Linked DNA regions of Homo sapiens: regions 2 and 3 are each linked to region 1. Evidence: chromatin loops called from intact Hi-C (ENCODE). Cell type or tissue: A673. All regions are shown on one strand. Each heading gives the region's core, and the rest is flanking DNA. Links, peaks and the distances in the headings are about the cores only. Region 1 overlaps TRDN (triadin). Region 2 overlaps NKAIN2 (sodium/potassium transporting ATPase interacting 2). Region 3 has its middle 110 kb from the start of RNF217.

Region 1 (10,941 bases), core at 1,859-9,858:
TCTATTTTGGTACTATCTATATCTAAAAATAATACTGGATTTTATAAGAATAGAAAACAATAACTTAGAATTTGATTTAGCAGCTCTTTGGACTGCAAGATAATTTGTCATTAGTTTCCACTATCTTATGCAAAAAATAAAGGATGTATATATTTTGAGGGGTCAAGGTTTTATAATGCTGGGTCAAATTTTAGCTGCTGAATTAATAAACATGAATTTAACTCCTGATCTGTGGAAAAGCCATTCAACTTTTCTATATTTAGTTTTCTTACCTAAGAAAATAAGAACGGTCGGCCAGGCACGGTGGCTCACACCTGTAATCCTAGCACTTTGGGAGGCCGAGGCAGGTGAATCACGAGGTCAGCAGTTCGAGACCAGCCTGACCAACATGGTGAAACCCTGACTTTACTGAAAATAGAAAAAAATTAGCTGGGCGCAGTGGCGGACGCCTGTAATCCCGGCTACTCAGGAGGCTGAGGCAGGAGAATTGCCTGAACTCCGGAGGCGGAGGTTGCAGTGAGCCAAGATCGTGCCACTGCACGCCAGCCTGGGCGACGGAGTGAGACACCATTTCAAAAAGAAATAAAAGAAAATAAGAACAGTCTAAGTTCCTTGTAATATTGATGAAGTAGCAAGAGACAGCTTTAAAGCTGTTTTCATTTCTTTGGAAGATTAATAAAATAAATTTGATTCATAATTTGAATCCTGAAAAAATGTTTATCTCAAACATGCTCTTAAGTAGAATTCCAATATTTTCATTTTTTGTTGTTTGTTTCTCCTCCTATTCTTTTAACAAAATCCATGCAAATTAATTAAAAATTTGCAAATTTGTCTAAATTAGTTAATTTTACAAAATTCCCAATTGCAATGTGGGTTACCATATATTCTACTAAAAATCTAGTTCTAAAATTTAGAGTTAATACACTTTCTGAATAACACATAATCAGTGATCAAAGAGAAAAAGAGATTTTGCGTCATCTTAAAAGTGAAATAGATCCCTGAGCTTAATGTTCCATTTCAAAGCAGTCAATTGGATTTTTTTTCATTTTTATAGTTAGATATTCTGTGCCATTTCTTACTGTTTCATAGAGACAATTTTTCCAGCAGTTTGTTGGGTCTGGAGTTATAAAGTTGAATAAGTGACAATCAATCAGTGATCTCAGAGAATTTATAGGGTAGTAGGAAGGGAAGTTGTACGAGTAAATAATTATATGATTTCACATTGAAATGGAAATCTGTACTGTGGAGGTCAGTGGGCTGGGTATTGTCAATAACCAGGATAAAGTCTGTGTGGTAGGAGCCCACTACCTGCTTTACCATCTGCTGCTACTCATTCTCCTGCCCCTGTCAGTTCCTCTCTCTAATGGCCAGCCACTTCACTGCAGATGGGGGGAGTCTTTCTTATTTATTTTGTTGTTACTATAAGTAAGAGACTTACATGTTATTCAGGTATTTGAATAACATTGTTTATTGTCTCTTTTGAAGTAATAATTGATCTCTACCAACTTATTCTAAAATTAAAACATAATAAATACACTGTTTTTTTTTTCAGAGATGGGAGAATGCTCAAAAACATGTAAGATGTGGGTAGGTTTCTCAGCAATACTATTATTCTTTACCTGCTGTCCATTAGCCAAAGACCAATTCTGGCTGCTGACAGTGTAGCAGTCCATTTGCCACTAAAGTTATGTGAAACCTATTTTTGAAAATGTAATGGATTTGCACTTTACATTAAATGAAGTCAAAATATAAACAGTGTCCTAGAAATGAAAAGTTAATCGTATTAAACTAATATTTAAATCTCTGTGCAAAAATTGGCTCTTTAACAAAATGTTTGCAGACTAATGATATCTTTTCAGTTTTGTAAATCAGGTTGTTCCATATCTGTGGAATCAGAAGACATTGAAACATTTGGCTCATCTGATTCATGACAATTTGTTTATATAAATACCGCATGTTTCAGGGATCTACAAATACTAACTTCTCTGATAATTTCCTGAAAAAACACCCCCAAGTGAATTATGCTGACATTTTAATCTAGGTCCATCCTGTCTCTGATTTAAAAGTCCAAAATACTATTTATCAATTTCAGAATTACTATAATCTTTAGTTGAATATTGTTATGGTCATCTGTTTTTTATTTAAGTCATTGTACTTTATTTCCAAAAACACAGCTATAAACAAAACTATGACAAGATAAAATCATTTGATATGATGAAATTTTCATTAGAATATGTGTAGTGGAGGCAGTACAGATGAAATACTGTAGTAGGTGTTGGAAACGGTGGGCTCATTATCCTGTCTTTTTTATTTTTGTATAGGTTTAGAATTTTCCCTAACAAAAATGTAGTTTCTTTTGTAGTTGGCAGAAATCAAAAGGAGACAGAAAAATTATTTATAATGAAAATTTGTCTGTCTGGATTAATGTGTTTTCAGTAGTACAATATTTGGTGCAGCCTTCTTGTGTTGTACATGTATGGACTCAGGGTCGATTCCTCCCCTAATGTCATGCAATTTTGAAAATGGAAATGCTGTGCAAGAGCAGATGTCAAATCTGATCTTCTTTGCATGTGTCCTCAATAGTTTCAAGGATGATATTTTTGTTGGTTGGATGCAAGCTGGCAGACTTACTGAAAAGGCATTTGGTTTTAAACTGTTAATTTCTATTGAGATGTAGATCATGTAGTAGTTTGTGAACTAATATTTTAGACGGGTGAAAACGCAATTGAGGTTCGTGCAACTGCAATTGCATTTGCACCAACCTCATAAATGAACTTTAAAGCTTAAAATCAGAGAAGGAATAGATGGAGTTATGAGGGACAAACATGATACTGCTATGATCCCGAGATTTTCCTCCATTGAAATCTTTCTTTTGCAGGTAGACATTGTAGAATGACCTCTTTAAAATACACTTTTACCTGGAAACAGTATCTTCAATGCATCAGTGTGCATTTGTGGACTGTTTTCTTTGGCATGTGTTGGACGCGGGACAATGAGGGGCAGGGAAGGCTTAGGGAGGGAACTAAGTCTTAGTAGAAAGAAGAGCCCATAGATAAGGAACCCTAAAACATGCCCAATCTATGTGCACACAGCCCAACCCAGGACAGGCTAAGGTTATTAAAGAGGTAAACCCCATTGAGAGATGACCAGCCTGTTGGGACACTCAAATGGGAAAACTCAGCACTCAGGGGCATGTTTCTGAACCTGACCGCTGAGGGAGAAAGCAGCTGACAGAGAAACCAAACAGTCTGTGGGAGAAGTGATAAGGCCCTAGGAAAAGCACTACATAATTTGCAGGTGTGTGTGACCTCCGTGCTCTAATAGAATCTTAGGTGTGATGAGGTTGTTTAGGATCAGTGATTTAAGAGGATATAAAGAAAAAGGAGAAGATAAGAGGAAAATTGGCTGCAAATTTTTGCAAATATTTCTACAAATTCTAAGGTACTTTACATACTGATATTTTAAAATCTTTTTCTTTAAAATTTAATTACAAATTGCAGTATAATTTTCTAATATTTTGAGATCTCCAAGAAGTAAAACATCTGAGCAGAATGGTGCTCATTTGTTGAAATTTTTGGGCATATTATTTTCTTCTTTTCTTCCATTTGTTTTAGTCAACAATTATTTAATACTTGTCTACTAAATGTCAGTTATATATAATTACTAATTGAGACCATTTAGTCTAGGTTTGACAAAGATGGTACTAGCATGCATGCAGTTTTCCTCCAGAAAAAAAATTAATTATGTAAATATCAAGGGTAGACTGAATTCAGTTTTGGCAAAAGATATTTTCTCTGAATAAATAGCTATAGTAATTAGAATTATTTATGAATCAAGTAATATTTATTTTATGTAACAACAAATAAAATTAGCATTTTTATAATCATGTTTATATATAAATGAATAATTATCTTACCAACAAGAGGTAAAGCATGAATTAGAAATCAAATCAACATTAAACAAGTTATAATCAACATTTGACAATAATTAAATGAAAGATTGAATATATATGTGAATCAACTACTACATATCCACCTAACTTCGTGTCCACACATAATTATTGCTAAACATGTGATGGATGAATGAATGAAAGTGAATATCTAAAACAAATGACCCAATCTTACTTTCCATTATTAAATAATAATTCAATAATTGAAAACAGTAAAGACAATCAGAAACCATACTAAGTCAAATGTGAAGTGAGCCGTTATTTTTTGAAATTTTTATTTACCCATTATTTCCCATTCTGATTAAGTATATTTAAATGTTTATCATATAAGTTTTTTTTTAATAAATCCTTTTTCTTTAAAGGAAAAATTCTGAACAAAGGAGAAAAACATAGCAAAAAAAACTTAGAACAAGAGGGAAGAAAGATTCATAATGAAGCTTGCTCATTCTCTCGGATATATTTTGCCCAGGGCCACACTAATAGTGATTGGTGCCACTGCAGTTTAGGGAAGGGCATTTTAGAGTCAAAGGCTTGAACTTGGGATTGGTTGTTTCAGGCTTTATTCTCACATTAGTCACTAAGGGACCTTCAGTAAGTCATCTTATTTGGTTCTACATGTGCCATCGATTTCAAAGGGCTGATAATACAGACATAATTTAAATAGAATTCTGAGATTTTCAAATTCAGATGCTCAACAAATGCAAAGTGATATTCCATGGCCAGTTAACAGTGAGGCAAAACAGTGTTTGGAATCTTTATCTTATGATTTAAATTGCTTCAGTCATGTTTTTCTTTCAGTAAGCTCCATTCTCAGCAATTCCTCTAATAAGTTTATGTCTTAACAAAAATTCTTCGTGTCAAAAGCAACACTTTTTATGCTCGTTTGTGTTTGTGCTCCCCTGTCCCTTTTTTATTTATATATTTTTCCAAAATCATACTTCATGGTAATTTATGTTTTTTTCATTCCAAGAGCCGGGAAAAGCTTCTGAAACCAAACAAGGGACTGTAAAAATTGCAGCACAAGGTAAGCAATAAAACACTTTAAAAAGCATTGCCTTTTTTTAAACATCTATAGCACTTTATTGACAAAAGCAAAAGCTGTTTATTGCAGAATAGCACCATCTGCTGGGATATTGCAAAAAAAATATTGTTGAATGAAAATACACAGTTCAAGTATTTATTTAGTAATTGGAGCAAGCATGACTGAGAGTAATGCCAAATTTGCAGAGGAACTGCTGAAGGACCCAAGAACTAGTCTTGGCTCCAAGTTTCAGTATTTGAGCTTTATGTATATTTTTAAAAATAATCCATTGATGTGCATAAAGAAATACAAATACAGATATAAAATAATGTACACTTTTCTATAATTTTCAGTATACCTTGTAATTTATGTTACATGAGAAGATCAGAATGTTATTAAAGCAATATTACTTCATAAACATCAAAACTGTAAAAATGGGGTTCCAGATATGGCTACAAAATAATTATCCTATTTTTATGAGCCATCTAAGAAAATTAATTTCACCATTTACAAATATCTTCAGGATAACTAAAGTGGTTTCGTCTCACACCATGAGGATTAATTTGATGAAAGCATGAGGGAAGGGTTCAAGTGTTCTGCCTTTGTTATGTGGCAAAACTTTATGGAACACACTTAGAAAATAAAAGATACAATGTTTACTGGAGAAGATCTTTATCATCTCTTCTATGCTAGATTATATAATATCAAGCAATAAAGGAGATGCACATAGGTGGTGGTACAATTTTCAGGGGTAGAAGGCTCTCATAGCAGACTTCTTAGCACATCACATGATGTATGACCGAATGTATTACATCTGAGCAAAATTTTTCTCTTGTATTTAATCTTGGACCCAGCAACATGCAGAATCACCCCCGAAAATATTGGTAACATGGGTTTGTTAAATGCCATTTGACTCGAGGATGTTGTCTGTGAGCAAAATAAGCTAGAATGATTAAAAGCTATGATACCAGTTTTTAGTTTTCACATTGAAAAACTTGTTTTTCTTTAGGAAAGTTCTGATAGGGAATATAGTAAATATTATGAACGATAGAAAGGCAGGACAAATATTATTACCTTTGGTTTTTTAATACATGAAAATGCAGGTCAGGGTGAGTTCCTCAAGCCAATGACTACCAGTTTAAGAAATCATTGCTATTAGTGTATATATGTTTTCATAGAAAACCACAATCACCTTAGGCTCATTCTGTTTGACTGAGACTTCTGAGGACCATAGTGTAGATGTGGAACTACGACTTGAGGCAAGAATTTTGTGTTAGTTACTTCAGCCTCATGTTAGAGGCATTCATGAGGAGGAAAATGAAGAGATATCTGAAAATTTGATTCATATTTGAGCTTGAGGCCATGGGCTCTTTAAACTACATTTAACCATTCAAGATTTAAACTACATTGGACAAGTCAACCTTAGAGCTTATCATTTTGGAATAAAATATTTATTTTTGAGGAAATAGTAACCAAGAGTTTCAAAGTCTTGTTAGAATTATCCTTGGAAGGAAATTGGATGAAAAGATTGATGAAGCACAGTGAACAAGGCAAGAGTGAGGTATTCTGTGTATGCGTTTACTAAAATAAAAATGACACACCAATGCAGGGACACATCAAAGCAGAACTGCATATCATTCGCGTCTTTGCAAATCCTCCATAGATCTTTCTTAGATATGTTTATTTTAATGCCATAGGCATATAATTAAATTATGCATATAAATAATTAATATTTGCAAGTACTTCACGTGGAGACAAAACTTAAAATTGGCAATAATCCTATAGTAGACTGATTTTTTGAAGTATAAAGTGACAAAATTGATCATGATCTTTGTGGCATGGTAAAAGGCTAGATTAGATCTGTTCATTTATTTATTTTTAACTTTTACAACAAAGGACATATTAAAAATCTGGCTTTCCATACATATGTATGTATATATGTTCATATTTATTTATAACTATTATTAAGATTTAGCATATATTCTTTGGAATTTTAAAATAATTTAAGGAAATTATTTTAACAAAGTTTTGAGACACTGAGGAGGCAACAAAATAAATATCTCACTACTACAGGAAATTCCAATTTGGAGATCTAAGAAATTTAGGTAGATATAAGGAATGGCTTTTGTTTCTATTAAGACATGAGACAATAACCTCAACTAGGATGGTGGCAATGACATAAGAAAAAAAGCACAAATGTCATTAACATTTTGAAGAACTAATATCTGATAGAGTATATCAAAAGAAACAAAGGAAAGAATAAAAATGATACTGAGCTTTGGAAACTGGGTAATTAGGAGATGGTAATTGTTAAAAATATTAAGTTTCAGGGGAAGAAACTAGCTGAAGGGAAAAAACTAGCTGAAGGGAAAAGATGATTCATTCTTCAGTGGATGAATGTTGAGCAAAAGTAAAATAATTGGACAATAATTTTTTTGGAGCCAATTAGAATTTAGATGGGGGATCAATCTAGTTCACAGGTATTACATAAAAAATTGTTGGAAGAAATTGATATAGACCCAAATTGGAAAGGAAGGAGAGAGATGGGGAATTATTTTTTTAATCAGTTAGGTGCAATGATGAGGTAGACACCTAGTGATATTAAAATGCCAAAGAGAGAACACATGCCGTAATGGAACTCGGCTTAAAAGATGGGGTATGTGCACTCTGTGTTAGTGTATTTCCACTGGCTTTTTTCTTCTGGATTCCTGAAGCAAACATTAAGAATCTCCTGGATACTATAGGAAGAACACAGAAAGAGAACAACATCAACAAAACTAGAATGTTAGCCATTCCAGTCTTTTTACAATGTGAAAACCAAAAACCCAGTTATTGAGAACCATGTCTACTCAGTAAATTCAGGAGTCATCCAATCCCATAACAGAGTTAAGTAGATTAGAACCAGGCAAGCTGAATTTGAGGACCAGAAGTAGGACACGTGGAACACAAGCTACAAAACCGTTCTAGAAACAATTGAATCCCGAGACCCTGGCTTTGATTAGCTTGTGGGCCTGGAATCCAGCTTGGTAGATAACATGGCTTTCCAGTTGGCAATAAATAAAAGCCATGCACCTTCAAGGGATCCAGGGCAACAACAGAAACCAGAATCAGTTATGATGGAATAGGTCAAATTCCTTCATTCAACTATCTCCATTGTCGCTGAAAACTGGAAACTGAAACTATCAAATATATAAGAATGGGAAAAAAGAAGATACATGTGCATACATGCATGCTTGCATCTCTATATGCATATGTACAGATTGTTTTTCATGTATTATTTTAGAAATCCAAAAATTTGTTGTAATTTAACAAGATTTTACTAATCTTGAAGGAATTTAAGTTTCAGAGGCTTTCTTGTCTGTAGAATTTGTAAGAAACTACAGTTTTGCTAAATGTATTCACATTCTGAGCCCTCTTTTTGGCGTTGGTCAAGGCCTTTGTCAGGTTGCCCTTTAGATGTGTGTTTATGGTTAAATTGATGAAGTTTAGCGTTCAGAGCAATTCATTGACCAGAGCTCCTTCGAGGGGGTAATTTTATGTTGTTTCATTTTGTCTTTCTTTAGAGAGTTCCCCATACCCATCCATCCAAATCATGATTGGATGATTTTGAAAATTGTAAAATTTTTTGAAGGAAATTCTTATTTTCAATGTAAAGAATCAACAACAAAGTCTGTTGAGTCAAACTCAGAGACTTACTAAAATTAAACCTCATGGCTTTGAAATTCATCAGGCCATGTCCATATCATTTAATTCATTTTCGGTGTTATCTTTGTTTTTATCCTTATTATATCATTGGAATAAACAATTTCTTAACTTAAAAACATTGTAAATATAAATCTGCTATACATTTTGTGTATTATTAGTTAAAACCACATCAAAAAGAAACAAATGTCCCAAAGTAGAATTAACTTATTTGTAAATTCACTTTTCTACTACAAAAGTAATAGCACGTCAATAACATTTAGAAAATAGAGAAAAATAACCTGTGGTAAATTAAAATACATTTTCTTCCTGTCTTTTATTCCTGATTTTTAGAGCCAATTCTGCTGCTTATACTCTGCAAATTATTTTAATGTTTCAGAGGCTTCATTTTCTGCTCTGGGCTGCCTTTTATAACAAGGTCAGGATGAAGACCCAATAAGAGGATGTACCTGAAAGAGCTTTGGCAATTGTAGCACAGAGCAAATGTCCATAGCAGTTGTTTCTAAGTGTTTTCTAAGTGTTGTTTCTAAGTGATCCCCAACATTCTATCCCGCTGAGGTGAGATTACCATACTGGAATATGCACAATCTCAAATTCAACTAATGTGGCCTAAGATACCCCTGAATGATTTTGGCTCCTGGATAAACATTACACAGAACCAGGGGTCATATTGCTTGGAGCAATTCTAAGCCTGTTGAGCACCTCTCCCAAATATTTCTGGTAATACCCATAAGCAACAACGTGGATCCAGATTTAGATTCATGGTCCAGAATTGGATAAATATCAGCACAGAGGAAGCCAGAATTCAAAGGTGATTAAAGTGTTCTGTACCTTTTTCTCTATGTAAAAGAAGGCATAAGTTTGCTAAAAGGAGGGTAGGATATTTATTTTCCCTTCCTGAAATTGGGCATTTTATACATGGTTATTATAAGTGCAAATGTAGACTGCAGACTAGTATATAATTCCTCAGTAGCTAAGCATAGATAATTTTTGGAATATCACTTCCACTTTTTTTGATTAATCCAGTCACAGCCTATATTTTACGACCTTCTAGAAGAGATTGTGGTTTCCTCAGATATAAAATTTAAAATCTAAAATGAATTTACACTAAGCATATACATATAAATTTGACTTCTTGTCTACGTAACTCCATATATTTTTTTCTTCTTTTGCTAATGCTTATTTCTGAGTTTACAAATATCTTTATATGAAGTAATATTTTCTGCTTACACTCCTATCATAGATTTGGATGAATTGATTAGTGTATAGGTGACCACTGAATTTATGAATATGTGGAATACATTCTCATATTCTGGGGAGTATTCTGAGGAATGGTCATTTCATATGCCTTAACGCTATTTTCATTACTTCAGCAGCAGCTAAGAAGGATGAAAAGAAGGAAGGTATGTTTTATGCAAAATCCCACTGAGCCTTTTGTGAGTACAATTTACCAATATCCTGAGTTGGGTTTTGACTGCTATTCTGTCTATATTCCCCTTGGATAACTGGATCTATTATGTGCATACATTTTGCATGAATGTGCTTTTTCTACTTCACCTCACACAGAAGGGTGAGCTACTTTTTGAAAGTAATTTTAATCTAGTCTTTCTCAAGATATAAGGAATAAAACATAGCTTCTCAAAATCCTAGGGCTCCTACTCTGTTGACAGTTTTATCAAATTTCAGAACTATGTAAAATACAGACTCATTCTCATCGGCATTCAAATCAAAGTCTTCTAAGCCTTTGGGGTATATAAAACAGTAGTCAAGTTTCAATTTCACAGCTTTAAGCTTTTTATCTGTTTTTTTTTTTCTCCCATTGCTCTGCCTCTCGGATTTTTTTGTTCTATTTTTTCTGGCTTATATACCGCTTTTCATTTTTTCTCCTTTTGAAACATTGTCCATAATCAATATGCAATATTGGAGGAGCTTGGGATGAGCTGTGCTTTTGTAGATTCAAGAGATCCAGTGTCCATGACCAGCTAAAAAACATATAAAACACTCCTTGTAGGCAGCAAGACTGAAATATTGGTATCAGCTTCAACCCCATTTTTTTCTTTTTCCCCTGACATTTAGTCCTCCAGAATTTTCACTTTTCCTGAGCTATCCTTTTGTTTAATTCTTCCTATAATAATTAGAACAACTAATCATCATTCACAGGATCCAGTTCTTTATTTGTGATCTCACATTGCCATTTGTGACCTCATGTTGGTCTTACTAACTTCTCATGTAAACTAGATCAATAATCTCCAAAATCAGTGGTCAAGGA
Region 2 (10,941 bases), core at 1,834-9,833, 1.4 Mb before region 1:
GATAATGAGTAGGAAGACCCAAAGCATGAGAAAAACATAGGTTCAGGTGGAGGGAAGCTTCCAAATAAGGGTGAAGAAAACTTTTTCCAAGAGGGAGGCAGTAGAACAAGGAAAAAGAATAGATAGGTGTTTATGGTCAGGCAGAAAATTTCAGAACTGGGCATCTTAGAGAAGCCTCTTTCCACCATAATGAAGGTGATCCACGATGAAGGGAATGAAGGTGGCAGATGAAGGGAGTGGTGATGAGGGAGATGAGAACTAACAGGGTGGAGAAACTGTAAAGCTAGAGTCAGAAAATTATGAATCCGATATCTTTTGATGCTTTCAGTAAATGTAGAGAAGCATGTAATGAAGATTATGGTGAAATAACTAAGCCAACTTCATCTTAAATGTGCCTGGGCTCACTTTGTGCCATGCCATTTGGATGGATTAGATTTTCCAGTCTTTGTTTTGTTCTCCCCTGTTAGAATTGCTTTCAATTATATATGACATGTCTTTCAGATGAAATTGGAAGGAGCAGTTATTACAAGCTATAGGTGAGCTCGTTAGACATGATTGGGTATGTCTTCTCAGCTGACATCCAGAATATATTTAGAATCAACAGCCCATTTAAATGCAGGAGTTTTAATTAGGGTTTTGGGTACATTAACATATGCATATTTAGGGAAATAAAAAAATAAAACATGCGTGCTGTAATTACCTATTAGAGAAATATTCTTTACCTTGTAATCTTTGCTAACATAATCTTTGTATCATTTTACAGCCTCCAGAAATGAAAATCACAAAACTCCTGAGCCTAAATTAATCATCTTCTTAGAACAACAGTAGCAATTTCAGGAAAGAGAATGTCCCATGGTTACTCTAACATTTTTATTGGTATTTGGGAAAGCTGAAACTAGATTTCCTATATCGAGTTCATTAAAAGAACTTAAGATCATTCCTGTGTGACTTACGGTGTACCTTTGGTCAATATGGATCCGAAAAGTAGTACCTTTTAAAAAAGGCGTGCCTGTCTTTGTTAAGTTCTACATAGTCCTCTAATTTATCCCTTAGGTTTCAGCTGAATCATCATGTCTTCGGGGAAGAATTTCTTTCCCTCTTCTAAACTGCATGAGTTCTTCTTGGAATCATTCCCATGGCACCTCCATCCCCTTTCCTTGTCTGAACTTTCATCAAGATTTACTGTAATTTCTCTTTCTCTCGTAAATTGTGCACTGGATTGTAGGCGCCATAAAGGCAAAGATGGTACCTGTTTGGTTCCCTGCTTTATCCCTAGTGACAATAAATAGCCTACCACCCAGTAGTTGCTCAATAATTATTTGTTACAAGAATCTCTCTCAGGTATCACAGTGAAGTGACATGGAAAGTATACTTCGAATCTTGACAGCGATGTTCTGCTCCCAGTTCTGCCTCTAAATGATTGTTTAACTTTGAGCAAGTCAATTTGAGTGTCCCTTTCCTTAACTGTAAAATTGGGGGATTACAGTAGGTGACCACTAATATTGTTCATAACTTTATGATTATACACAATTCCATATTTCTGGGATTAGTTCACATATGAATGTTAGCAATATAATATTTAAAATGAGCAAATCCACAAAGGCATAATGAATGAAAAAAATTAGTGTAAAGGAGTTATTTCCATCTGCTTGTTACTATTATGCATTGATTTTACTAAGTGAGTTTCCAGAAAGATTAGCTGCTGAAAATGGCAATTGGAAACTGAGGCATGAATGGGAAAACAGAATGATGAAAAAGTTGGGGCCTTGGATAGGACAGTCGGGGTGACGGGTTTGGAGCCAACAGAAATACTGTCCCCTGTTCCGTTTAATTCAGTGGTGAAGGTGTATGGATGTGTGACTGTGTGCTTCCCTTTGCAGTGCCACATTTGGGAATTCAACATCAGCTTCATTAGTTACAAAGGCAGCAATCCATATCCAATTTTCATTTTGTAGCAGGATTGTTAATGTATAAACTACACTCTTTGCTGAAAACATTTGCAATTAATCCTATAAACAAACAAACAAACAAGCAAATGCAAATGTTACACTGCCTGCCCCTGCCAACCCCACTGACTCTGAGGTCTGGTCACCATTTATTATACTCAAAAATGAATTGAAATTCCCACTTTGGCCCTAACCTAATTTTCAAGTGATAATAGGCATGGATTCCCAGAAGCACTCTGTGCCTCTTGATAGTAACGTCCTAATTTCCTTTCCCGATAAATGTTTTAAGTAAGATTTTAGCACCAAAGGAAATTAAACTTTAAATTAATCGTAATTATAAAATGCCATCACTGATTTTTGTCTTCAGCCTAATTACTTTCTATTATTTAAACAAACCGCACCTCCTGTGAGCTTTAAGTTTGTTTCTCTTTCACTCCCTGCCACACAACGCCAACCAGTCATAGCGGAGGCCTCCGTGAGTATCTTCTGCCAGAGCAGCCTCATTTAAATGTCACACAGGATTGAGGGTTTGCCTCCAGCTCACTTATTTCCAAGGCTCTCTTTCAGTAGCTAGGTGTAGGCTGCTTTGCTCAGATGTTTTCATTCCGCAAACCTGGTGGCCATCCTTAGAGATCTAGTGTTTCTTAGCCCTCCTGCTGTTAAGAAGGAGACCTCTGAACACAGCCTTCTGTTTCTATGAGATGCCACTTCTAAAACTAAAGCAGAACCGGGCATAAGGAAGTGGGCACCGGCCAGCATCATTCGTCAAGAGACTAACTTTGAATGTCATCTTCTCAGCATGTCTCTGATTTGGAGGGCTTTTAAAGAGACTTCATTTTCCTGTGCCAGCGTTTTGTCTTGCTCTCATTTGTTGTTTGGAGATGGGACTAAAGAATCCCAGTGATTTTATTTTGTGAGTGTGTATGTCAACATTCTGCTGCAAAAATCACCCCACTTTTCTGCTACTTGAATGCTTTCTTTCTCATGCCATTATCCATGAGAAGGTAGAGAGAGATGGTGAGGTAGCTAGTCCAGGACACCCACTGCTGGTAGGCTGTGGGGGTCTGCACCACTGGAAGAAGCAGAGTCAGCAAAATCAAGGTTTTTGTTTATTCATTTCTGTAAATGTCACTACTTTCTCCTCCTTCAAGTCACATGGTTTCTTTCTTATTAAGGCTATTAAAACAACATCAGTATTCTTCATCTGCTGGATAACTTCAACTTACCCTGCCAGAAATATTCTTTGCATAAAAAATACCTCTTTTGTTACACCCCAGTTAAAGGCCCTCCTTTGCTTATCTGAATAGTGTTACCTCTATATTGTGTTGTAGAAACAAAGCTCTGATTGTTCTTAATTAACAGAGGAGAGAGAATGAATCAGCTTCTTTCCCCTCATATTCTTGACTTGGAAATATCAGATTTATTTAACGATGAACATAGTATGTGTGTGTGTGTATGTGTATGAGTGAAAAGCAATATAGAATAATGGAGGCGATATTATTAGAAAAGAAAGAAAATAAGAAGTGAATGTTGAAGAATCAGACTCAGTTTTGACCTGAACATCCAAATTTAAAAATATAGCTTATGTGTTTTCTGTTAGATGATCACAAGAGGGAGCAATTTAATAGAAGGCTGAAAAACAAACCATTGCTCACCAATCTGGGGAGATTATGTGAAAATTATTACATGTAACACTGTTGGAGAATGCTGTGGTCACTAATAGGAACTTGAATTTGATTGACAGGAGGAAAATTCGCATGTAGCATCTGTCTCAGGTGTTGATCACTTAGTTTTATACATGGCAGCATGTCTTTCTTACTCTTGTTTAGAAAATGACAGGTGCTTTATTCAAATTACTTATTCATTTACTCTGAATACATTGAATTCTGAGGAGATGTCATATTTCCTTGGCAGTTTCCATAAAGGTCAAGGAATGTTTGTGGAGATCCAATTGATTCATTCATTTATTTTGCAAATACTTCCTGAGTCCTCTTCTAGGTTGGGGATTTGGTAGATGCTAAGGATACAGCAGGGAACAAGACAGGGGTGGATCTTGATGGTGTCTCCTACTATTCTTCCATCCTGAGTGAATCAGTGTGTACTGTATTTGAATGTCGGAAGGTCATGAATGAGCTAGTGGCTTTGGGCAAGTCATTTAATCTTTCTGGGCCTATAAAATTAAAGTGCTGAAATAGAGCAGTAGGCAGGTTTCCATCATTTTTAACCCAGTACAACTCATAGTTCAAAACAAATCATAAGCAGAACAAATCGATATTAAATTAAATAAATGCAGTAACTTCTGTGCTTTGGGCAGAGGGGGGAATGGGAAGGAAAGGTGAAAGATGACACCTTTTTCACCTTGGCCCCACTAGGATTCTGTAGGCATAGTGAGAGATTAGTGGCGTGCAAAGCCTGGGTCTTCAGGCTTTGTGATCCTGTTCAGAGATAACAAAATAAATACCAAGTTTTGGTTTAGTGGGAAACTGGCAGATATGGACAAAATTTTTTCAGTCAGTCACCATCAAATTCATAAGACAAATGTTATAAAGAGAAGATAAATTAGTAAGATACTAAGATTATGTTACATTTTACTTGATTGCTTCAGTATGATGCCAGATAAGTAAAATAAACATATTCTTCTCACAATTCTCCCTGTCAACCTGGCACCCAAGAACTTGGCACCTTTTCTGAACTTCTAATTGTCTCCTCTTAGATTATGTTTGAAGAGTGATTTATAAACGTGAAAGAAAGCTCAGACTACCAAACAGAATGTATGATATGGCCCTAACAATCAGATGGGAGGAATGCAGTTAGATGATAGATAGATAGATAGATAGATAGATAGATAGATAGATAGATAATAGATAGATAAGAAGAAAGGAAGAAAAGAAGAGGGGAGGAAGGAAGGAAGGAAGGAAGGTAAGAAGGCAGGCAGGCAGGCAGGCACATAATATACCAAAATTTGAACTGAGTATCAGAACTCAGAATTATGGGGTTATTTTAATTTTCCTTTTTTTATTTATCTGTATTGTCTATGCTTTCTGCATTCCTTTATAGACAGGAAGAAACAAATATTTTTTTCAAGGGGAAATAGTTTTCCCTGCTCCCATGTCTACCCTCCCCCATGGTTGAGAGTACGCGATTGTGCTCAAAGAACTGCATTCAAATCCAATGATCCTGACAAACTGGAGAAATGATAAAAACATACAGAATGGAATTCAATACACAGAAGTGTAGGCCAGCAGGCTTTAGAAGAAAAATCAAACAAAAATAACAGAAAATTATTAGCCCCAGAGAAGTGAATAATTTCCTGTGGTTTTCTTTTCAAATGAAAGATTCAATAAATTGATTGTGACTTTTATCCCAAGGCCAGTTGATTTTGAGGAATTCAGGACAGGTTTTGATGCATTTGTGCTTGGTTGGTGTAAATGTGCATGTGTCTAACTCCAAGTTTAAGCATCTTGAATTCATTTTTCTGCATTGATTTCAAAATAAGTCCCTTAGGATATTATTTTTTAAATGATATTCCATGTCTCTCTCCAGATGATTTCATCATTAAACAACATTTGCAAATACATTGAATCTCTTTTAGCAAAGAAAATGACTACTTAGTAAAATGAACCCATTTGCTAGAGGACCAACATTTAGTTTTAGTTTAACTATTAAGCCAGTGATTTACAAGAATACATAATAAAAATTGAGAAGTAATAAAAATTGAGAAGTCATGATGATTTTTTTTTTTTTTTTTTTTTTTGCTAACATGGATTAGCAATATTTTCTGTGGCTGCATGGCTTCCTTTTAATTGCCACATCGAACAGTGCTAATAAAGCACTGAGGACAGTTCCTGATTCTATCACTGTGAGTGGACATCCAACTGCAGTGGGGAAAAACCGAGGATGAAGTGAGACAGAAGAGCCACATTTATAATAAAAGGCACACCCGACCAGGAATCTCCAAACATTTTCTTTCTTTACAGAATAGTGTAAAAGAGAACAAGTAGAGGGGAATAGAAGACGGGAGGCCATAAGGAAAGCTCTGCATGGCTGGTGACAGATGAGACAGCAGAGAGCCCTGCCACAAAGACAGCACAGCGAGATGCCTGCTTTCCTGGAGAAAGCCTTTTCTCCCAAGATGTATCACTGCCTTTTCATGAACAAATATATGAAAGTATGTTGTTAAGGTGGCCCACTCAAATAGGGTTCTAAGGTCAAGCCACATCCTCTAGAGCAGGGACCTCAGCTTTTATCCTGGTGAGAAGCTACTCATCTAGAGGCAGATCACACCACAGCAGGAGATCTTGAGCGGGAATTCCTGCCTGGTGGCAGTGAGTATGGAGCTGGCCTGGCAGCAATACAGCCCTGAAGCCTCTTACCCACAGGCATCTGATGGGCCAGTGAGCTGCATCTATCCTCAATCTGTGCCCCACAGATATTTTCAAGTGTCCAGGACACACGTGGAGTGTGTGTGCGTGTGTGTGTATTTGGATGTGGACTGAATTGTGATCCCCCTCAAATTCATATGTTGAAGGCCTAACTCCTAATATGCCTGACTATATTTGGAAATTGGCCCTTTGAAGAGGTAATGAAGGTTAAATGGGGTCATAAGGATAGGGCCCTAATCCAACAGAAAGTGCCGTCTACAAGGCAAAGACAGAGGCCTCAGGATAAACCAAACCTGAGGTTTCTAACACCTAGATTTTGGAGAGCAAATTTCTGTTGTTTAAGCCACTATGTCTGTGGTATGTTTTTATGGCATCCCTAGCTAACTAATTCATGGGGGAAGGAGTGTCACATCTAATTTGGGATCTCTGCTCTGAGGGTTGCTGTCATCCCCTGGTAGGTACAGCAGATGGCAGTGGCACCCTGTGAGTCTGCACAACCAGCTGGCCTGCCAAACTGTGGCTCTGGCTTAGATAACTAAAGGGTCAGAGATGTAAACTTCAAGGTCCAGATTTTTTTCAATGGAAAAAAACAGAAACCCTTGCAATATAGTGTCTGCTATGATGTAAATGTTAGTGTCCCTCCCCAATTCATATTTTGAAACATAATCACCAATGTAATGGTGTAAGGAGGTAGGGCCTGTAGGAGGTGGTTATGTCATGACAGTGGAGCCCTCAGAAATGGGATTAGTGACCTTCTAAAAGAGGCCCCGGAAGGCTGCCTTGCCTCTTTTCCACATGTGAGGCTACAGCAAGAAGGTATCACCTATGAGCAAGGAAACCAGCCCTCACTAGAAGCCATATCTGCCGGTACCTTGATGGACTTTCCAGCCCCCAAAACTGTGAGAAATAAATTTCTGTCATTTATAAGCCACCTTACTTATAATATGTTGCTATAGTACCCCAAAGGAACTAAAACAGTATCTCTATAAATATCAATCAAACTGGGCCCTAGAAGAGTAATGAGATACTGCTTAAAAGGATACATAAGGGAAAAAAGTTCTCAGGCATTTGATGTTCATGAGCCTAACTCTCTGTTTCAATGATGATTTATTGGTATTTCATTGGGTCTAGGCTTGAGTCTTTGCTCATTGAGCTCAAACCCTCTCCATTGCTTCCTGGAGGTTTCTGCCTCTTTCCTCTGAAGTTTCCTGGATACACCTGTTGCTGTGAAGCTGAGGTATCAGAACTGAGCACATAACTGATCAGCTTCATGTTGACTTAAAGAACATTTTGTCCAGTTGCCATCATTGGGCCCTTATCTCCACAGCCATTCTAAGCACAAGCTACAGAGCCAAAACTGTCCGCTGTTCCTCATAAGGCTCTTAGTAATGGAAACTTAACCAATTTGGCAAGCAGGTAGCTAGCACCTACTCCTGCCACTATGTTTCACTGCAAATAATGATGCATTATTGCAAATCCACAGTGGGCAAAAATAGGCACATAGAGACCCTCTCAGTGTTTACATGTACATTAAATCCCTCCCATGTTTCAGGGTTTGCTTGAGAGTGGTTTTATTTTAACCTTTCACCCAACTTTTTAAGGATCAGGATAATTTTTTGTAATATAATTACCAAAATGATACAGAAATGTCAAACCTTTTTTACTCTATGGATCGGAAGTCATATGTCCAGGCATCGTCTGAGGATAAACATCAGGAAAGTGATTACATACAGAGAATATCAACCCAAAGCATTGTAACCAAAAGATACTCATAACTGTCTAGGTGTGAATGACTACAAGTAAATGAACCTAACTGAAAGTCACCAAAGACAACTGGACAGACAGCGAGCCCAAATGAACATCTCCTCCCACCTGTTTACTAGTCCCATGAACATCTGAGGCAAGCGTCAGTCTACTTGTGTATAAAAATTTAGAAGGGTTCATATTTTGCGCACTGAGCAATAAGACTAACATGATAAAACGTGTCTTTGAGAAGTCTGCTTGTGTTTTGGATTAATAAAGGCAGATGTGGTGTGTGGTCAAGATACACATAAAAACATATATGTTATTTTTTGGAGTCTTTCAGGGGAAAAAGGCTTATTAGATGATTGAGAGATAACTTGATCTTTCAACAGATATTGGTGACTTTGAATCGCCTTGAATTTACATTGCTTTGGCCAAAACTTGATTTAGGGCAGAATTCCCTTAGAAGAATTCTCCAGAATATCAAGTGCTTTTTTCTGGAGGTGTCCAGGTCGGAGAGGGGCAGGGGTTGATGGAAAACAGGAGTCTTGTGTTCAAATATTTTGGGAGACTTGCATTAACCATACTTTTAATTTCTATAAATTGATGCTTTAACATCTACAAAATGACCACTAGCTGTTTCCAAGTAAGCCCTGGCTCATCCCCAAAAAGCATGTGGAGATTTTAGATAGCTCTAAACCTATGCATTAATAGTCACAGTGAACATGAATTTCATGGGGCGCAACTTTGCAACATAGCTAACCTATCCTAATAAGCCTTCCTACCCTGCCTCATCCATTTCTTCTTGTAGGATTTGAACTAAAGGTTCCACTCTCTCTCTGCCTCATGGCTGACCCCACTCCTTCCCATGTGGGGCATGTGGTATTCTCCCCGGGGAACTGTGGATATAATCAAGCCTTAGAACTCTTTCTGGTTTTTCTCTTTGATCTGTATCTGGCCTCAAGGTAATGTGATTAAAACAAAACTGTGGGTTAGAAAACAAAAAAAAGGACATACTTTTTTCTGGCAGTACTCTCAGAAATGTTAATATATAAATGTGCATTCTAAATTTTCAGTGTCAAACTTACTTGGCTTTGGAATCTTTTTTTTTTTTTTTTTGAGCAGTATGTCTTGTGGAACTAGCATTTCTGAGATTTCCTTTGAGAGGTGCTATTCTGCTAAAATACTGATTATGCATGTAGGAGACATGGTATGTCAGTAAGTATTGTCTGAAGATAAAAATGCACTGGTATCATTGTGAAATGAAATCAAACAACATAGCCCAGAGAAAGCCCAACTTCCATATGAAAATCAACTGGGGACTTCCCCTTCATCAGGGATTTGGCACACAGACACTGAATGGTAATATCTCAATGAACTTACATAGTTTGTTTGGTCCACACATTTTAAAATCCGTATATATTTTGCCTTTCCTAATCTTTGAATAAATCTTTTCTGTATAAGACAAGTGCTTACTGGATGTCTTCTCTTGTATAGGCGCTAGGTACCTCAAACTCAACCTGTGCAAACTGAACTAGTGATCTTATTCCCATTTTTCTTCGCAAGTGGCAATTCCATCTACCCATTCACTTGCATCAGATACCCAGTAATCTAACAGTCTCCTCTTTTTCCCTTATCACAGTACCCACCATTGCCCACTAATCATGTCATTTCGGCATGTCTCATGGCACATCTATCCTCTCTATCTCCAATACTGATCCTTGTCCAGATTCACATTATCTCATGTCTCACTTTCATGGTGTCTTAACTAGTTCTCTTTTCCCTAATCTTTCCCCCTCTTGAGTCTCTTCTTTATAATGATGCTAATGTATTTTTTCTAAAGTACATTTTTGATTATGTTAATCTCTTTTTATAAGCTACCTGCTCTTTCATCTGTGATTTTATTATATAAAGCCCAAACTCCTTAATCTTCATACCCATTTTTCTACTATCTCACCCATACTTGTTTTTCCAATTTTCTCCAGCTGTCTACCTGTAGCACAGGAAACAAATTCAGTCACATTAATCTGGCCGTGATATGCTTTTTCACCTTTTGCCTGGGACCACCCCTCACTTCCATATCAGCTACACAATAAAGATCTATTCATCTTTCTAGATCAAGCTCAAAACTGTTCTCTATAAACCTTCTCCTGATCTCTTTCTTCTCTTTACCCACAGCGTGCACTACACAGTTTCATACTTATTTGCTCATATGTTTGTTTTAACCTCCTAGTTGGCAAGTTCCTACAGGTAAAATATTATGTATGACTCATCCTAAAATCTCCAAAGGCTGACACAGCACTTGAAATACTGAGGAATATTTTACAAATGCTTATTTAGTGAAAGGACCATTATTTCCTTTTATATATGAAATAAATTATATACTGTATACTTCTGATTTTAGATCATGTATGAGTACGATTGAAAAGTGCCTCTTCTACATTAATCACTTGATATTGCCTCTTCCTTTCCAGTATAATTGGAAAGGGAAGAAGAAACAGATATTTATCTTTGGATGTTTCCCTCAAATCACCATATTCTCACCTTCCTCTTTCCTTACTGTTTCAAAAACCCAACATTATAAATATTTTTTGAAACCAAGAAAGATGATTCCCAATTCTGATTTTTCCTCAGAGTAAATGTAACTATATAGGCAATTATTCATGATAGTACCCTCAGAGAATAGAAGTACTTTCCCCAGTTCTCCTGTTTTAGATCCTTAGGGGCAGGGATGGAATGAAACCTTCTACCCTCCATGTTTCGGAGAGCAGAGAACAACAGAGCCACTGGGAGGATTGTAAGAGGGTACTGTGATCTAAACTCTGGATCAAGCAATATGTCTCAATGTTGAGACTTTGACATAGTTAGAG
Region 3 (10,941 bases), core at 1,107-9,106, 1.5 Mb before region 1:
TTATCTACTATATATCTATTATTATAATACATGGGGCCAAGAGTAGAAGCAGGAAAGCTAGTTAGGAGACTACTGTGGTGACACAGGAAAGGTAAAAACTAGTGCCTTGGGTCAGTGTGATGGAGGCAGAGATGCTGAGAACGGTCAGATTGGAAGGGGTACGGCTTAAAGTGGAACCTGCAGAGAAGGCTCTCTCTCCAGGTCATAATGTGACTTTGTTGTTTCCAGCTCTCCCAGCCAGGGTCACTGTCCCATTGGGCTGGTCTGATTTGTTCCTCAGGCCATTTTGGCTCATCTCCTCTTGCTCACTTGGTCCATAAAATGTCACCTGAGCTAGTGTAGGCAAGAGAACATCGAGAATCTGTGTGGTATGATTAGCATTAAGCTCTCGTAAGTGGCTTAATGATTTTCACCATTGTGGGACTCTTAGAAATTCAAAAACTGAAACTGGCTTATCCAGGATTGCATAATAAAAGATTAACTGTCTCATATCTTAAGGCATTTGCTCCTTTTCTTATGACACTCTTTAAACATTTTACTCATCTTTGCTTTCCTTTGTGCTTTATTCTGAAAAAATTGTCCTTTAAATCTGTAAAATGCTTCCAGCTTTTTCGGAATCAAGAAAAGATTTTAATATTAAATGAAAGAACAAACAAATGAATTTTTAAGTAAATAAACTATTTTGACTTAGAGGGTTTGGAGTAAAGACCTACCAAAAAAAAGAAACGATTATTTATCTTACAGAGGAAAGCTTCACAAGGCATCTTAAAGCTTGTTTTTCATATATATATGAAAAGGAATGATGCACTAATATTGATTTTCTTTGAATACAGGACCTAAGAAATTGGCTTGGGTATTTAACAGAAATACCCAAGGATAAAAAATAAACACTTATTAGTTAGACAGAATTTCTGTAAAGAGAAAATTGTGAAATACTGGAAAGAATCAAATGAAGGTAGTTGTGATTGGAACTTCTTAGATGGTTAAAATAATTTGCTTTCATGTGCCTGAGACTGCTTAATTGCAATTCTATGTGGAAAAAAGGATAGAATGAATGAATTAAATAAAAATATTTTTACAATAAAATATATAATTCATATGTGGCTTTCCTATAAATTTATTTTTTGAAAAATAAAAAAATTCAGTTTAAAAATGTTCCAATGATAAAACTTTTTGTTATGTAATAAGATTATATCACATCTGAAGCAATTTGTAATGTGTTGTTTAAAGGAAAAAATAGTGAGCAAACACAATGACAGGTCAAATTTATGACTCTTTCTTGTTTGTCGTTTCTATATTCCGCTTGAGGATTAGTGTTCAAATTGAGTATAAGTAAGAATTGTCAGCCCAGATTTAACTATCCACTGTTGTAACCAGAATACATTTTAGGGTTAAAGATGAATAATTCAAGAACTATTTCTGGGAGCTTTTTTAACGTTGCAACTCTAATCAGCAGGTGGAATTTAACAGCAACTGCATTAATCAGAAACTAACAAGGTAAAAATTACTCCCTCTCTAGATACAGAAAATTTTTCTCATTTGCAGTAGCTTTTTTTTTTTTTTTTTTTTTTTTTTAAAGGGAGACCTCATTCAGAGTATTTTTATTTAGTACCTAGCAGGTAAAGCAAAGTAGTTGAGAGCCTGCCACGTGAGAGGTAAGATGTGTGCTTATGGATCAAAGATGGTCTCACAGCAAAATATACTCCATTGGGCTATTAGAGAGGCTTAGCTGCATTGCTTGTCACTTCACATACACAGTTCCTCACATATACTCACACATCTCTACTGCTGCTATTGCTAGCAGTTTTAATTAGGGACTGTCTAGCCAAGCACAACTTGCCTGCCTTGCACCCCCTGTTCTCCTCCTCTGGGGTTGACTGGAGCTCAGTACTGCCAAACTGTTGATTGAAAACTTCTTGAATGAATGAACTTATCAAATACTTCCATGACTTCCTGGTAGTCCTGGAAATGTAGTCCTAGAAATGTAGTCCTATGATGCCTGGTACAGTGCTCCTGGCCCTTGTAAGCCTGGACTAGACTGACCAGTCTGAGTGTAATTAACATTGCCCCTGCAGAAACAGGGCAACTGAGAGGTGGTGGCTGTGTGGATGAGTCTCCTGAGGACTGAACATTGTGCATCCACCTGGGTTTAGAAGCACCAATTGTAGTGGTCAGGGTTTTCCAAAGAAACAGGGTCAATAGTATATGTATAGACATATAGAAAGATATTTATTTTGAAGAATGGGCTCACACAACTATGGAGGCTGAGGAGTCTCAGGACCTGCCATCAGTAAGCTGGAGGCCCAGGAAAGCTGGTGGTGTAATTCCAGTTCAAGCCCAAAGGCCCCAGAAACAGGAGCATCAATGTACCCCAGATGGGAGAAGATGGATGTCCCAGCTGCAGCAAAAGGCAAATTCACCCTTCTTCTGCCTTTTTGTGCTATTTGGGCACTCAGTGAATTTGATGATGCTGGCCCACATTGATGAGGGTAAATCTTCTTTAATAAATCTACTGATTCATATGGTAATCTCTTTCAGAAATACCCTCACAGACACACCCCGAAATCGTATTTTGCCAGCTGTCTGGGCATTCCTTAGCCCAGTCAAGATGACGTATAAAACGGACCATTCCATTTCATCAGTGTGAAGTGAGAGTAATCTTTGCGTGGCATTGCTGTGTTGTTACAAATGCCTATGTGAGCTGAAGGGAGTGGTTTGTTACTCTGAGTTTTAAAAAGTAAACCTAGGTTAAAAACATATAAAAACATTATGATATTTTTGGTTACTATAGCCTTGTAGTATAGTTTGAAGTCAGGTAGCGTGATGCCTCCAGCTTTGTTCTTTTGGCTTAGGATTGACTTGGCGATGCAGGCTCTTTTTTGGTTCCATATGAACTTTAAAGTAGTTTTTTCCAAATCCGTGAAGAAAGTCATTGGTAGCTTGATGGGGATGCATTGAATCTATAAATTACCGTGGGCAGTATGGCCATTTTCACCATATTGATTCTTTCTATCCATGAGCATGGAATGTTCTTCCATTTCTTTGTATCCTCTTTAATTTCATTGAGCAGTGGTTTGTAGTTCTCCTTGAAGAGGTCCTTCATGTCCCTTGTAAGGTGGATTCCTAGGTATTTTATTCTCTTTGAAGCAATTGTGAATGGGAGTTCACTCATGATTTGGCTCTCTGTTTGTCTGTTATTGGTGTATAAGAATGCTTGTGATTTTTGCACATTGATTTTGTATCCTGAGACTTTGCTGAAGTTGCTTATCAGCTTAAGGAGATTTTGGGCTGAGACAATGGGGTTTTCTAGATATACAATCATGTCGTCTGCAAACAGGGACAATTTGACTTCCTCTTTTCCTAATTGAATACCATTTATTTCCTTCTCCTGCCTAATTGCCCTGGCCAGAACTTCCAACACTGTGTTGAATAGGAGTGGTGAGAGAGGGCATCCCTGTCTTGTGCCAGCTTTCAAAGGGAATGCTTCCAGTTTTTGCCCAATCAGTATGATATTGGCTGTGGGTTTGTCATAGATAGCTCTTATTATTTTGAGATACATCCCATCAATACCTAATTTATTGAGAGTTTTTAGCATGAAGGGTTGTTGAATTTTGTCAAAGGCCTTTTCTGCATCTATTGAGATAATCATGTGGTTTTTGTCTTTGGTTCTGTTTATATGCTGGATTACATTTATTGATTTGCGTATATTGAACCAGCCTTGTATCCCAGGGATGAAGCCCACTTGATCGTGGTGGATAAGCTTTTTGATGTGCTGCTAGATTTGGTTTGCCAGTATTTTATTGAGGATTTTTGCATCAACATTCATCAAGGATATTGGTCTAAAATTCTCTTTTTTGGTTGTGTCTCATCTTATGATATTTGCAGTATGCATTTGGTTTTTGAATTTGTAATTTGTTTTGACTTTGTTTCTCAGTCTAAAACCTCAGAATAGAAGAGCAATATGAGTTTAATGATATCTAAATCAGCTGTTTTATATTGTCAGTGAATTAATAGTAAAAGGAGGATAAAGAAAACAAGTCTGTTGCCTATTTCTCATGTTGAATTTGCAGAAGTTTTTAAATTTCTAGTTTTAGGTTTTGCACATAACAATAAAAAATGGTTAGATAAGCTTTTGTTTGTTAATGTAATATTGTTTTTATAGGATACAAATAGTAAAATCAAGGAAGCTATGTTATTTTGATAAAATTGAGATACTTAAATATCTGGATTTGGTGACAGCAACAGTAAACTGACTGATTTGTTAAATAAAACCTTTTGCCTTTAGTAGAGCTATAAAGTTAGTCATAATGGTTTAAAAAGATATCACTTACACAGCTTAAATTCATCTTGATTTAACCAAAAATATTCTTCTTGACCTAAGACTCTATTGAAAATATCTATCGGATTAGACATTTCAATGAGAACTAGTCTCTCTGTCTTATAGTAGCTTGAAGTCCTGACTTGTCTTTTTTCAGCATAGTGACAGAATTAATTCCTTTTATTGCATAAGAATTTAATTAATTTCTAAAAGCTCTGTGGGCTTAAAATTATTTTGTTGTCAATTTTTAATATAAAATCTTAGATGGTATCACTGAGATGTAGAATCAAAGAATGTATGTTGATAAAAATTAAAACTAAATTGTTTACTTATTTTGCCTATAGTCTTTGAGAAATTCATATATACTCTTTTAAACACTAGATGGCACTAGAAATGTATCATAATAAATTGTTTCATCAGGAGGAATTATTAATTTTATGACCTCCTAAGATGGTGTGTTCTTTGGTTATATATTTTTGAACATTTAAAATAATTTAACTATTTCCACTAGTACCTTTAATTACTGAAATAAGTAATGAGGTTTCCAAACTGTAGAAATACATAATTCATAATTAAAATTTTTCAAAGTATTATTTTAGTGGTCCATAGATATTGCCACACCTCAGGTTTCCTCATCTTATGAGATTGCTTCCCTTTAAGTTCATCAAAAAGAAGACACATGCTCTACAAATAGAAATAATGAGTAGGTTCCTGAATTGTTTACTAACCTGATTACCCATGAGGCATGAATCATCTGAACACACTGGAAAAAGATTTAAATTCTTGACACATATTACTTCCTTCAAGAAAGATAGCATAAAACGAATGATATGCCACTATATGAGGACATTAATGACAAATTTTTCATCAATTTAAGAAATATTTACAATTAGTCACTGAGTAAGATAATTGGAAATGCCCTGAAATCTCGCAATATAAACACTTTCCCAAATTTGACAGTATTCCTAAAAATTTACCATCATCAACAATGTTTTGTGAAGCCGAAAGACACTTTTATATACTATCATTAAAACATGTTGGTCAGCTGTGCTAGAGGAAAGGCGGCTGAGTTATAGTCTTTGTCATGTGGCAATATGATCGAAGAGTGTAGCCAGTCAATGGGGTATTTCAGATAGTAACATAATCCAAGCGTTAAGATCGATTCTGGATCTTGTGATTTTTGTAGCGTTTGTCTACTTTTAAAACTTTTTGATTTGTTGTAACTTCTTTTCTCATTCTGAATACATGTTTACTTTTATATGTAATTTTATATATATTCTTTTTCTTCAGTAGGGCTTAAAACACTGTGTGAGCTTCTACCTGCCCAAACCTGGATTCATTCTGTTCCAATGCCTTTTAAGTCCCAATAATGTCTTGCTCCCATTTAACTCTCTGGCCTTATCTACATTCAGCATATTACTTTATATTTTTATAAAAAGTAATTATTCATTTTTGTTCACATAGCTTTATTTTTTTACCACCGGGATTTTATGTATGTTGTACTCTTTGTTTTTTATGTCCTTTCCCTTGGGATTGTCTTTTAAATTTGTATTTATCCAAGTCTATGAGACATGTCTCATATATGAGGTGCAAAAAGTAATTACGGTTCTTGCTATTACTTTCAATGGCAAAAAACACAGTTACTTTCATAGTAACCTAATGTTATTTCCTTCAGGAAAGGGGCTGTGATCTCTCTCCTAAACTTCCACATTTCCTCAAGCCAGCTAAGAGTAATTTCTCCCTCATCTAGAAAAACGTATTTTTATTTTCTTCTGTGACACATTTCTATGTGTATTTAACATCCTATATTTGTAAGAATGTATTATTTTTTCTACTGGGTTCTTAACTTCCTGATGAAAGGGACTGAATATTACCCATCTTTGGGTTTCTTACAGTACCCAGCACAGCTCCTTATGCATCATTGGTAACCCATAAAGATGTTTAAGATATATTAATGAATATATGAAAGCTGTTTGATCTGAGGGTCACAGCATATATTTTTCTCTGCCTGTTCATTTGAACTCTTAATTTTTCAGACTTCGGTACATGGTTATATTTAAAATAAAATATGCAACAACCAGAGACTTTAGGAGACAAAAAAGAGGATGTTTTCTGCATTTACAAAAAAAATTGTGCTTCTATCTCAGTATAGACAACATCACGGCACCATAGTTTCCACTTCTGGCATATTTTTAGTCGCTTAGGAGTTGACAAACTGCAGCCTATGGGCTCAGTCTAGTCAGTTGCCTGTTTTTGTAAATTAATTTTATTGAAACACAGTCACATCCATCATTCTAATAATGTCTATGGCTGCTTTCAAGCTATAATGGCAGTGTCAAATAGTTGCAACAAAGACTGTGTAAGGAATCAAGATGTAAACCCTGAAATAATTTAATAGATTTTACTTAGGACTTTTGCAAAGGGGTAGGTTGCATCATCTTCTCTAAAATGGGCAATTTATTAATTGCCAAACCATTAGTACAGTAACAAGACATACTATTTCCTATAAAGTGTTAATAAACTAGCATGTTGTAAATTTATGTATATTTTTAAATGCAATGCAAAGAAAACAGACCTCAGATTAAAATACATATGATGAAAGAATTACATTCCTCTTATGTGACTTAATAATTTAAATACTATGAACATCCAGTTGAGAAATTCAACCAGCTTTCTTAGGCCTTATTTTTTATGACCTACTTAAAGCTTTTATCACTGTTGAGCTTGACCTTCTTAAACTATTCTCTTGACTTCTTTGATACTGCAGTGTTTCCATTTCTACCTACCTCCTAGATGGGCCTTACCTATGTCCCATTTGTCCTTTCCTTCTTTCCTCCTAAAAATTTCAGCATATCACAAGGGTTGGTCTTACCTTTTTCTAACTCATTATTCTGATTCCTGAAAAGATCTTTTTTTCATGCTTTCAGTTTGTATCCCATTGTAAACAATGTTCAACTTATCTCTAGTATACATCTTTCCTTGGTTTCAGCTCTACAACTTTAAATGCCTGTTGGAATGAAACAACATTTTTTTTTTTTGTCCTCAAAAATCCCTGGTAACTAAGTTATCTTGGTCCTGTTTCTGACTTTTTGTTTCATACCTTCTCATCATTTTCATAGTAAAACAAAGTTTTCCCCTTCTATTCTAATCATATTGCCAGAGTCTTGGTTCCAAATCTGTATTGCTTCACATTTGCACAAGCTGAGTGTTTTAACTAGTTTCCTGACTCTTCTTCCCTCTAATTCATTTTACAAAGTATGTTAAATTTACTTATTTGGTCTTTGAAAGAAAATATCCTAGAACATACATTATTAGTTTTATTTGTAATTTAACCAACTAACAATTGAGTTTGATTATTTATTAGTTACTAAATATTTAATTGAATAGTCATGGCTTGCCAGGCACTATTCTAGGCTTTGGAAATGTAGTAATAAACAAAACAGAGATTTCTGTACTCATGGAGTTTGCATTCTAGTTTGAGGAATAGATGATAAGGTAAAGGAGCAGAATTATAGTATTGAATTGTATGTGCTAAAGATAAGAATTAAGAGGGTAGGAAGATATAAAATGTTGAAGGAAGACTCCATTGAATAGATGACTAAAGACATGATGAAAGCATAAGAAACTGCCATGTAGATACATGACAGGAGAGCATTCTAGGCAGACAATACAGCAAGAAGCAGTTAAAAGATGCCTAACATATTTAAGGAACAGCAGAGAGGGCAGTGTGACTGTTCAGTGTGACTGAAGCAGAATGAAGAAAACTGAGACAGATAAAAAGGTTAAAGAAATGGCAGGGGTCCAGATCTCAGATCTCAGAGGGTCATGAGATGTTGATGCACAGGAGAGTTTTATGCAGAGAAGGGACATAATCAAAGTTAGATTTTAGGAGATTTGCTTTGGATGCTGTGTTGAGAACTAAGGGGAGAAAGGGTAGAAACAGGAAGGCCTGTTTGAAGACCTCTGCAATAGTCCTGATGTTGAATTAGGGTCCTAGGGAAGTAGACTCTGAGACTGAGATTAATGTAAGTGTAAGTTAGATCTTGGAATTGATTCCCATGGCAGGAAAGGGAAGAAAGCAGAATCAGGTGATGGGAGAAGTTGGGTTGAGATATAACGTCCTAAAAGTTCTCAGCCACCCTAGTGGGAGTGCTAAAGCTGGAATGGCAAGCAGACTGCACTAGGTTAGAAGATTTGTCCTTTATCCCCCAATGTGGACTAGTCATTGGATGTGGGATGTCCCAGGAAGATAATGTAACCTTGGATGAAATAGGCTTTTTCAATGGAGGCAATTTCCAAAGAGGGATAGCCACTGAGTTGCTGCCTACCAGAAGTAGAGTACTCCCTGAGCAGGGGAAGTTAGTCTTCCAGGCATAAAGGGGTATCTGTGTCATACATCACAGCATCCTATACACCAGGAAAGAGGTAATGATAGTTTGGACCAGGGTATTGGCAGTGGGAATGATGAGAAGCTATCAATCTATGGACATGTTTTGAAGGTAGCACCTGTAGGACCAAATTATAATGTTCTGATGGATTGCATTTGGGACATGAGAGAAGTAGAGGGGGCAAAATTGACACCGTAGCTTTGGCTTCAGCAACTGATAAACGGATATTTCATTAACTGAGATGAGGAAAACTGTGGAAGGAACTTGTATTAGTCTGTTCTTACACTGCTGTTAAAGACATACCTGAGACAGGGTAATTTATTAAATAAAAAAAAGAGGTTTAATGAATTCACAGTTCCATGTGGCTGGGGAGGCCTCACAATCATGGTGGAAGGCAAAAGGCACATCTTACATGGCAGCAGGCAAGAAAGAGGATGAGAGCCAAGCAAAAGGAGTTTCCCTTTATAAAGCCATCAGATCTCATGAGACTTATTCACTACCACGATAACAGTATGGGGGAAACTGCCCCCTATGATTCATTTATTGCCCACTAGGTCCCTCCCACAACACATGGGAATTAGGAAAGCTACAATTAAAAATGAGATTTGGGTGGAGACACAGAGCCAAACCATACCATTCCACCCCTGGCTCCTCCCAAATGTCATGTCCTCACATTTCAAAAGCGATCATGCCTTCCCAACAGTCCCTCAAGTCTTAATTTATTTCAGCATTAACTCAAAAGTCCACAGTCCAAAGTCTCATCTGAGACAGGCAAGTTCCTTCTGCCTATGAGCCTGTAAAATCAAAAGCAAGTTAGTTACTTTCTAGATACAATGGGGGTACAGGCATTGGGTAAATACACCTGTTCCAGAAGGAAGAAATTGGCCAAAATAAGGGGGCTAAAGGCCCCATGCAAGTCCAAATTCAGGGGGGCAGTCAAACCTTAACGCTCCAAAATGATATCATTTGACTCCATGTCTCACATCCAGGTCATGCTGATGCAAAAGGTGGGCACCCACAGCCTTGGGCAGTTCTGCTCCTGTGGCTTTGTGGGGTATGGCCCAACTCCTAGCTGGTTTCACGAGATGGCATTGATTGAGGATTTTCCAGGCACAAAGTGCAAGCTCTCAGTGGATCTGACATTCTGGGTCTGGAGGACGGTGGCCCTCTTCTCACAGCTCCACTAGGCAGTGCCCCAGTGAGGACTCTGTGTGGGGGTTTCAACTCCACATTTCCCTTCCACATTGCCCTAGCAGGGGTTCTCCATGAGGTCTCTGCCCCTATAGCAAATTTCTGCCTGTACATCCATTCTTTTCCATACATCTGCTGAAATCTAGGTGGAGGTTCCCAAAGTTTAATTCTTAATTTCTGTGCACCCACAGGCTCAACACCACATGGAAGCTGCCAAGGCTTGGGGCTTGCACCCTGTGAAGCCACAGCTCAAGCTGTACCTCGGGCCCTTTCAGCCACAGCTAGAGTGGCTGGGATGCAGGGAACCAAGTCCCTAGGCTGCACGGAGCAGAGGATCCCTGGCCGATCCCTGGCCCCGGCCCACAAAACCACTTTTCCCTTCTAAGCCTCCAGGCCTGTGATGGGAGGGGCTGCCACAGAGATCTCTGACATGCCCTGGAGACATTTTCCCCATTGTCTCAGCAATTAACATATGGCTCCTCATTACTTATGCAAATTTCTGTAACCAGCTTGAATTTCTCCCAGAAAATGGGTTTTTCTTTTCTATCACATTGTCAGGCTGCAAATTGTCCAAAATTTTATTCTGTTTCCCTTTTAAAACTGAATGCTTTTAACAGCACTCAACTCACATCTTGAATGCTTTGCTGCTTAGAAATTTCTTCTGCCAGATACCCTAAATCATCTCCCTCAAGTTCAAAGTTCCACACATCTCTAGGGCAGGGGCAAAATGTTGCCAGTCTCTTTGCTAAAATATAACAAGAGTCACCTTTACTGCAGTTCCCAACAAGTTCCTCATCTCCATCTGAGACCACCTCAGCCTAGATTTCATTGTCCATATCATTATCAGCATTTTGGTCAAAGCCATTCAACAAGTCTCTAGGAAGTTCCAAACTTTCCCACATTTTCCTGCTTCTTCCGAGCCCTCCCAACTGATCCAACCTCTGCTTATTACCCAGCTCCAAAGTTGCTTCCACATTTTCAGGTATCTTTACAGCAGCACCCTACTCTACCAGTACCAATTTACTGTATTAGTCTGTTCTCACA

What was found. A loop is a pair of places that touch in the nucleus more often than their neighbours do. Peaks named below come from ENCODE experiments on the same cell type or tissue, not always from the same donor. Only the 100,000 strongest peaks of a DNase experiment are listed, where the experiment ranks them.
Region 2: a loop joins it to region 1, with 5 times the contacts of the local background. A loop is called at or near these places in 3 of 110 quality-filtered maps.
Region 3: it touches region 1 in a loop (4-fold over the local background); 6 of 110 quality-filtered maps call a loop at or near these places.

Annotation. Positions count from the first base shown.
Region 1 is chr6:123,387,656-123,398,596 of GRCh38, reverse strand. It overlaps TRDN (triadin), which reads left to right. Exons shown (of 41, transcript NM_006073.4): 13 at 4,920-4,973; 14 at 10,046-10,075. Among named protein-coding and RNA genes, the nearest start is that of TRDN-AS1, 46 kb to the left of the region's middle. In A673, for the core only: a CTCF peak has its summit at 5,050 (motif pointing left); a DNase peak (open chromatin) is centred at 5,056; H3K27ac peaks cover 572 bases.
Region 2 is chr6:124,791,929-124,802,869 of GRCh38, reverse strand. All of the region lies in intron 5 of NKAIN2 (sodium/potassium transporting ATPase interacting 2), which reads right to left. Among named protein-coding and RNA genes, the nearest start is that of RNF217, 170 kb to the left of the region's middle. In A673, for the core only: CTCF peaks have their summits at 3,337, 3,537 (motif pointing right) and 6,782 (motif pointing right); a DNase peak (open chromatin) is centred at 6,799.
Region 3 is chr6:124,848,276-124,859,216 of GRCh38, reverse strand. No RefSeq gene overlaps it. Among named protein-coding and RNA genes, the nearest start is that of RNF217, 110 kb to the left of the region's middle. RefSeq lists a silencer at 2,507-2,707. In A673, for the core only: CTCF peaks have their summits at 4,492 and 4,694 (motif pointing right); no DNase peak of the experiment used is centred there.